Linked DNA regions of Homo sapiens: region 2 is linked to region 1. A link is an interaction called in ENCODE POLR2A ChIA-PET data of the cell type or tissue named here. Cell type or tissue: CD4-positive, alpha-beta T cell. All regions are shown on one strand.

Region 1 (4,000 bases):
AAGGATGAAAAGCAGCAAGACAGCAGTCATGGCTATTTGTTAAGCCTTTGCTTTAGTGATTCTCCTAGCAGCCTTTTGAATTAAGTGTTGTTACTCCCATTTCAGATGAGGAAATGGAGGTCCAGAAACATTAAGTATCTTGCCCTGGGATTTGAACCGGGAAGTGTGACCCCAAATCCCATCCTCATAATCACAAACTACAGAGAGAACCAAAGGAAGAATCAGTGAGTGAACAGGAAACTTCCCCTGGTGGCCTTTAAGTGGGAAATGGACGAGGAGCTATGGATTGTACCCAAAGCTGCTTTTGGGTTACACAGTCTAGCAGCTCTAACTAGTGGTAGGATAAGCATTGGGAACTTGAAGTTTTACAAGATTCAGAACTGTAGATTCAGGGCAAATGAGTCTGTGGCAAAGTTAGCAAACAAATGAATAATATGATCCTTCAGCTTCTCCGTTTTCCATCTCAGGGTACAGATGCTCTTGATGCCACAAGTCATTTTCCATGGACACATCTATTTGTAGTACTCTGACCACTAACTCTTAAAGAGAAAGCTTCACACAAACAAACTGCAAGTGACTTGAAATGTTAAGGGGTTTGGAAGCCATTAGCTTCAAGGAAAAATCTTAGACTCAAGCCTTAGAGCAGAATATGGAGACACTTGCCAACATGGGAGACATCTGGTGAGTGTAGAAGAACTAAGATCACTGCCAGGCTCTGGCCATTCCAAGGTCACTTCAAGGTAAGGTGCCACAAGAATGCTTTTCTGCCCCTGTTCACATTAAGACTTCTTGAAAAGAGTCACCATTCTCTCACTTTTCAACTTGCTCCAGTCTACAGTCTGTCCCGGCTAATTAGATAAAGCCTTTACCCAACTCATAGACCTCCATGTAGCCAAGCCCATCTCAGGGCCCTTCTCAGACAACACCCCACTGATCTGTTACTCTTTCCTTCTTAAAGAGCTCCCCTCACTTAAGCCATGGTGGGTCTCTGCTGGTTTTCTTCCTGCCCTAGCGGCTATTTCCTCTCAGTCTCCTTTGCTAGATGCTCATTCTCTATAAAATTAGTAAGGCTTGCCATTCTCTTGGGGCTGTCCCGGGGTCCCCTCTGCTATCAACACTCCCACCCTAGGGGTGATTTCTATCCAGTCCCATGATGTTATTAGGCAGGTATGCTCCGCTGGCTCACAACTTTCTCTAGCCCAGCGCTTTCTTCTGAGGGCCAGGCTCACATATCCAGCTGCCTTCCTGACATTTCCTTTTGCTGTCACATTGCCACCTCTAGTTTAACATTCCAAAGTGGGATTCTTGATTTCCCCTGAACCTCATCCTCCCTTATCTTCTCCATCTCAGTAAATGCCACCACCGTCTACCCAACACTACATGCTAGACCAAGCTTGTCCAACCTGTGGGCTGCATGGGGCCCAACACAAATTTGTAAACTTTCTTGAAACATTACGAGATATTTTTGCAATTTTTTTTTTTTTCAGTTCATCAGCTGTCATTTGTGTTAGTGTATTTTATGTTTGGCCCGAGACATTGCTCTTCTTCCAGTGTGGCCCAGGAAGCCAAAAGATTGGACACCCCTGCACTAGACCCCTGAGGATCTTTTTTGAGACCATTCCTTTCTCTTATTCAAGTGCAACCCAGCTGCAGTTTCCACTGCTTTCAGCACCACACATGGCGTGCGTGAGGCCCCTGGCCCCATCCTGCCAGAGCTGCCCTGGCATACCACAAAGATTGTGCTGCTTCCACTCTTATCCCATCCTTCCCATTCTCCACACCCAGGTAAGCTTCCATAATGTCAATCAGATCTTGTTTTTCCACATTCGAAAACCCTTTAATGACTTCTAATTACACTTCGAATAAAGAGTAAAATTTGTCCGTGGCATCAAAATCCACAGCTGAGCCAGCCCCTGCTCTGCCACCTCGTCTCATGTAGCTTCTTCCCCTTACTCCATTTCAGTTCCGCTGGCCTTTGGACAATTCCTCTTTCAGGCCTCATGGTTGTTAAGTGGCCATAAGAATATCAGTTCGCCATATGGCTGCTTTTTTTTTTTTTTCTTTTAAATCCATCTCAATGTAAGCCTCCCATCTTCAGATGCCTGCCCTGACTACCCACCGAAAAATTAACCTTCTCTGGGGTCCCACGCCCACGGAGCTTCGCTCACTGCTAGCACAGCAGTCTGAGATCAAACTGCAAGGCCACAGCGAGGTTGGGGGACGGGCGTCCGCCACTGCTGAGGGTTGAGTAGGTAAACAAAGTGGCTGGGAAGCTCAAACTGGGTGGAGCCCACCGCAGTTCAAGGAGACCTGCCTGCCTCTGTAGACTCCACCGCTGGGGGCAGGGCATAGCTGAACAAAAGGCAGCAGACAACTTCTGCAGACTTAAAAGTCCCTGTCTGACAGCTATGAAGAGAGCAGTGGTTCTCCCACCATGCAGTTTGAGCTCTGAGAATGGATAGACTGCCTCCTCAAGTGGGTCCCTGACCCCTGAGTAGCCTAACTGGGAGACACCTCCCAGTAGGGGCCGACTGACACCTCATACAGCTGGGTGCCCCTTTGATACGAAGCTTCCAGAGGAAGGATCAGGCAGCAACATCTGCCGTTCTGCAGTATTTGCTGTTCTGCAGCCTCCGCTGGTGATACCCACACAAACAGGGTCTGGAGTGGACCTCCAGCAAACTCCAACAGACCTGCAGCTGAGGGTCCTGACTATTAGAAGGAAAACTAACAAACAGAAAGGACATCCACACCAAAACCCCATCTGTACATCACCATCATCAATGACCAAAGGTAGATAAAACCACAAAGATGGGGAGAAACCAGAGCAGAAAAGCTGAAAATTCTAAAAATCAGAGTGCCTCTTCTCCTCCAAAGGAAGACAGCTCCTCGCCAGCAATGGAACAAAGCTGGACAGAGAATGACTTTGATGAGTTGATAGAAGAAGGCTTCAGACGATAGATAATAACAAACTTCTCCAAGCTAAAGGAGGATGTTCGAGCCCATTGCAAAGAAGCTAAAAACCTTGAAAAAAGATTAGACAAATGGCTAACTAGAATAAACAGTGTAGACAAGTCCTTAAATGACCTGAAGGAGCTGAAAACCACGGCACAAGAACTACATGATGCATGCAAAAGCTTCAGTAGCTGATTTGATCAAGTGGAAGAAAGCGTATCAGGGATTGAAGATCATATGAATGAAATGAAGTGAGAAGAGAAGTTTAGAGAAAAATGAGTAAAAAGAAATGAACAAAGCCTCCAAGAAATAAGGGACTGAGAGGTGACAAAGTGCTAGCAGCCCTTGCTTGCTCTTGGCACCTCGTCGGCCTCGGTGTCTGCTCTGGCCATGCTCAAGGAGCGCTTCAGCCCACCACTGCACTGTGGGGGCCCCTCTCTGGGGTGGCTGAGGCCAGAGCCAGCTCCCTCTGCTTGATGGGAAGTGTGGAGGGAGAGGTGCGTGGCACTCGTGGGCCAGCACGAGTTCCAGCTCAGCATGGGCTCACCAGGCCCCGCACTTGGAGCAGCCGGCTGGTGCCACTGGCCCTGGGCAGTGAGGGGCTTAGCACCCGGGCCAGCAGCTGTGGAGGGTGCACCGGGTACCACAGCACTTCCGGCCCGCTCGCGCCACGCTCGAATTCTCACTGGGCCTCAGCTGCCTCCCCGCGGAGCAGGGCTTGGGACCTGCAGCCTACCATGCCCGAGCCCCCCTCACCCCCTGTGGGTTCCCGTGCATCCCAAGCCTCCCCGATGGGTGCCGCCCCCTGCTCTGAGGTGCCCAGTCCCATCGACCGCCCAAGGGCTGAGGAGTGTGGGTGCATGGCACGGGACTGGCGGGCAGCTCCGCCAGCGGTCCCAGCGCAGGATCCACTAGGTGAAGCCAGCTGGGCTCTTGAGTCGGGTGGGGTCTTGGAGAACTTTTAAGTCTAGCTGGAGGATTGTAATTGCACCAATCAGCACTCTGTGTCTAGCTCAAGGTTTGTAAATGCACCAGTCAGCACCCT
Region 2 (4,000 bases), 51 kb before region 1:
TGTTCACCTTGTTATAAGAACAGAAACATTTGGAACAGGTTTCATTCTGTTTCTAGATTTATGTTGTTGTAGTTGAACAGCAACTGTTTTTTTCCCTCAGTGTTAACGAAAGGATAAAGACTACCTGTATTGTTGGGTATGACTATCAAAGGATTTCCGGTGATTCATGTTTGTGAATTGGAGTTTAAATGTTTGCAGGATTACTGTACTTCCAAAGACCCACTAGAATGTCAGCTGTACTCTGTACTCTCCACTGAGAAAATGAACAAAATCCTATGTCTTAACAGTTATGCTCTAACTTTTTGAAAGCTTTTTGATGTAAATAATAGGTTAGAAACTAAAAGCCTTTTAATCTTACAAAATACAATTTGAACGATGGAAGGTTGTTCAGATACTGGCTTTCTGTAAAAACATCATTGTGTTAGATTGTTTGTAATGTACTATCAATAAAATTGGCTGCTTGGGCGGTTTTAGTTACCACCTTAGCCTGGTTTTCTGCTACTGTTATTTATCATCGTAGGTTCTGAGTTGCTCATTGTGGTTGCTCTTTGGACCAATAAAAATGGCAAGTATGAGATGAACATGATAAAAGTATGTTTATATAACAGGAAGAAGCTGGGCGCGGTGCTCATACCTGTAATCCCAGCACTTTGGGAGGCTGAGTTGGGTGGATCACGAGGTCAGGAGTTCGAGACCAGCCTGACCAACATGGTGAAACTAAAAATTCAAAAATTAGCTGGGCGTGGTGGTGCGTGTCTGTAGTCCCAGCTACTTGGGAGGCTGAGGCAGGAGAATCTCTTGACCCCGGGAGGCAGAGGTCGCAGTGAGCTGAGATCACACCACTGCACTCCAGCCTGGGTGAACAGAGCAAGACTCTGTCTGGAAAAAACAAAAAACAACCAAAAAAAAAAAAAAAAAACCCCCAGGAAGAAATATTGTCGAGAGTCTCTGCAAAAATGAAAATACCTCAAACAATTAAGTTTGTTGCTTTAAAGCAAGATTATAGTGTAGGGCTTGAGATGTGAATTCATTAGATATTTAAAATCCAGCAATTCTTAAGTTTGTGCTAGAATCAGGTTTTGCAATAGGAATACTTAACTTTGGATCTCAAGGGGGAAAGAAATACATTCTTTTCCATTAGAGACCTCAGCTATATGATAGTAACTTTTATTTTAAATTCTCAAAAGGAGAGTGACTAAGGTGTTATACTTACTGTCAAAGTTACTTTGCTTCCATAGTGAAAACTTGAGAACATTGTAATCTTTCTCTAACAGATGTGTTGCAAAGCTGCTTGCCATCTTGTTGTCCTATATGACTTCCTTGCATTTCCAGTCCTTGATTACATTCCATTTTAATGATCTTTCTTTAAGAGGGGAAAAGACTCTCTTCAATAGATAACTTCCTATTTATGCCAAATTTTAAAAAGCCAACTAAAAATGGGCTATAAATGAGGGTTCTTTGGCCATTTTGATCTAATAATAGTCTTACTTCTAGACCCCTGCTTTGACTAGGGCTCTTGATTTCATGTAAGCATCATGGATTTGATATTTGCCTGCATGTATATCACAGTTCTACAGAAGGATAGCCTTACCCTTTAAATAACACAGTTAAGGTACACTGTGGAATTAGAAATATTTATTCAGAATATAAGAATGTTTGTAAAATATTATAAATGTCTCTGTATAAATAAATGGAGTTTTTAAAAAACAATTCTATATCAAATAACGCAAAGTAGCTATTTTACAGCAGCTAAAACTAAAGGCATCTGGAAACATTTAAAGAATACAAGTGGAGAATCTAAAAAATTACAAGGTATAGTACAGTGTTAAGTAGCAATTTTAAAATGAGACTTTCAGTACAAACAGTAGAACAATACTGACAAATGCAAACTTAGTCACATGTGCTTTAATAACTGACAATACATTCAAGCAGGTTTTTCTAATTCAAGTGTATAGCACATATTCAAATAATAGGAAACAAATCTCATGCAAAGTAAATAAATCTTGATGTCTAAAAACTGATTAGAACTAGAAAAGAAGTGGACATGTTTTATTATCTTTGCATTACGTTCTAACAAAAGCAGATTATCAGGGGCTCTTACTCACTTGCCATTCCTGACATGAGCACTATAAGTGAATACTATGAGTTCTACAAACAGAACATTTTTCCACATGAATTTGACTTGCAAAAAGTGCAAAAGGGAATGGTAGAACCAGAATTACTAAGTACGGCATCAGTGTGAATGTGGGGGAAATTTGTGTATAACTTGCTTTGTTCTGCTGAGCTGATATTTCACCTGATTAGCAGATGGATGACTGTGGAAAGATGAAGTACTAGTCAAGGATGTGGTTTTACATAGCAGTTGCTATTTCCGGGACTGAATGATTTCTTCCTCTTGGTCACATGCAAAATCTCACCCAGATGTAATGTGATAAACAAACAGTTTACCCAGTGTAACCTTTAAGCAAAAATGTATGGTGATCTGCATGTGAAACTGTCTTTCTCTACACAGGTATTAGCAAAACAAGAATACATGAACAGCTGCTATCAACTTGTATACTTTTTTTCCACTTGTTTATATTTTAACAGCCACTGAGAGATCAGTGATGCTGTGGTGACAGCAGTCAGCATTATTTCTTAGAGAATACAAATGTATTAAGTTAGAGTAATTTCAGGTGTGTTAAACAGGAGATGCTTCTGAAGGCCACAAGTTTGGAGCTTACTTTAACCTGACCTACATGAACATAAGATTTGTAGGATGTGGATAAACTTTAAGAACTGGATAGTGAAGGCGTAACTTTTGTTTTGTAACCAGTTACGCCTCTTCTGTAAACTCTATAAGAGTGCTCAAAGGTGAATCAAACTTGTATATCATTCCTTGTCAAATAGGCTGTTCCCACTGGATAAGAAAATTTGCTGTATGTTTTCCTGAAAAATTTTATAGTGTTCTACAAAGCCATCACCTTCTGCAGAAAAAAAATGTTACTTATGCTCCACCTCCCCAGCCCTCACTAAAAACTTTGGTAGCCCTATGGCGGTACCCTAATTAAGGTCAGTGCAGAAATCTCAACCATTACAGAAGTCTCTTACTATTTTGGCTCTCAAAATACTCTAACTAGTAGCTCTGTTTGCTGAATCTAGAAGTAGGTAGAGCTGTAAATAGTTTAATAGAATGATTGGGACATACTCCCAATTAAGAATTTGCAAATTGTTTAAAGCCTTATGGAGGAAAGGACACTTTCAGAGATGTTTATTTTTTAATAGTCATCTTGATATGTTATCACTTTAAAGCTTGATAATCGAAACTCTTGAGAGCTATTAAGGTTGACTGATAGACTTAAAAAGTGATTGCTTTATAATTCTCGTGGGCCATAGGAAACACCTTCAGAAGGGAACAAGCAACTATGGAGGTTCTTTAATTCATGCCAGGGACACAGGCAGTCCAATCTTGATCGGGTAACTACGGTGCACTTTTTTCTCATTTAAAATAATCTAATCTGTATCCAGTTAGGAACCAGAAGACTTTCAGATAGTTTCATGTTTTCCTTAGAGTGGTAACTTTCTTTACTACTCCTTAACAGCTTTTAAGAAAAAGCCTATGGGCTCTAATTTGGACTTCCTTTTGGAGTAGAATGTCAAGGCTCTGACTTAGAAGAGGTCCCTCTAAAATATTGCTGCAGGCTCAGAGAAGACTTAGTGCATGCATCTGAAAGGAGAATTAAGCAATTTTAAAAGTTAAGTGCTAGTTAAACATAACATTTGTTTCAGGCAGCATGGATATTAACTTCAGAACGCTGACAAGCCAGCCGATGAGGATGAAAGTTTCAATAAGGAATCATACTGTTCCCCAGTCCATGACAGATTTTTGTAGCTGGTAAGCTCACACTGATGGCACTCGCAACTACGGACAGAAGTCTCTTTTGCTTGTGATTTGCACAGTTGGTTTTGTTTGCCTCAGTCCAACAATGGGAAATATATTCCAAGGGAACTGTGAAATGGG

What was found. ChIA-PET counts read pairs that join two places held together with the same protein. Peaks named below come from ENCODE experiments on the same cell type or tissue, not always from the same donor. Only the 100,000 strongest peaks of a DNase experiment are listed, where the experiment ranks them.
Region 2: POLR2A ChIA-PET joins it to region 1 with 8 read pairs; 5 of 35 experiments call an interaction of 5 or more read pairs at or near these places.

What each region holds. Positions count from the first base shown.
Region 1 is chr5:113,071,611-113,075,610 of GRCh38, forward strand. All of the region lies in intron 11 of MCC (MCC regulator of Wnt signaling pathway), which reads right to left. Among named protein-coding and RNA genes, the nearest start is that of DCP2, 97 kb to the left of the region's middle. RefSeq lists an enhancer at 1,730-2,231. In CD4-positive, alpha-beta T cell, CTCF peaks have their summits at 2,325 and 2,606; a DNase peak (open chromatin) is centred at 2,251.
Region 2 is chr5:113,020,486-113,024,485 of GRCh38, forward strand. DCP2 (decapping mRNA 2) reads left to right here. Exons shown (of 11, transcript NM_152624.6): 11 at 1-1,710. It overlaps MCC (MCC regulator of Wnt signaling pathway), which reads right to left. Exons shown (of 19, transcript NM_001085377.2): 19 at 1,621-4,000. Among named protein-coding and RNA genes, the nearest start is that of DCP2, 46 kb to the left of the region's middle. In CD4-positive, alpha-beta T cell, no CTCF peak of the experiment used is centred here; DNase peaks (open chromatin) are centred at 156 and 2,346; H3K27ac peaks cover 4,000 bases.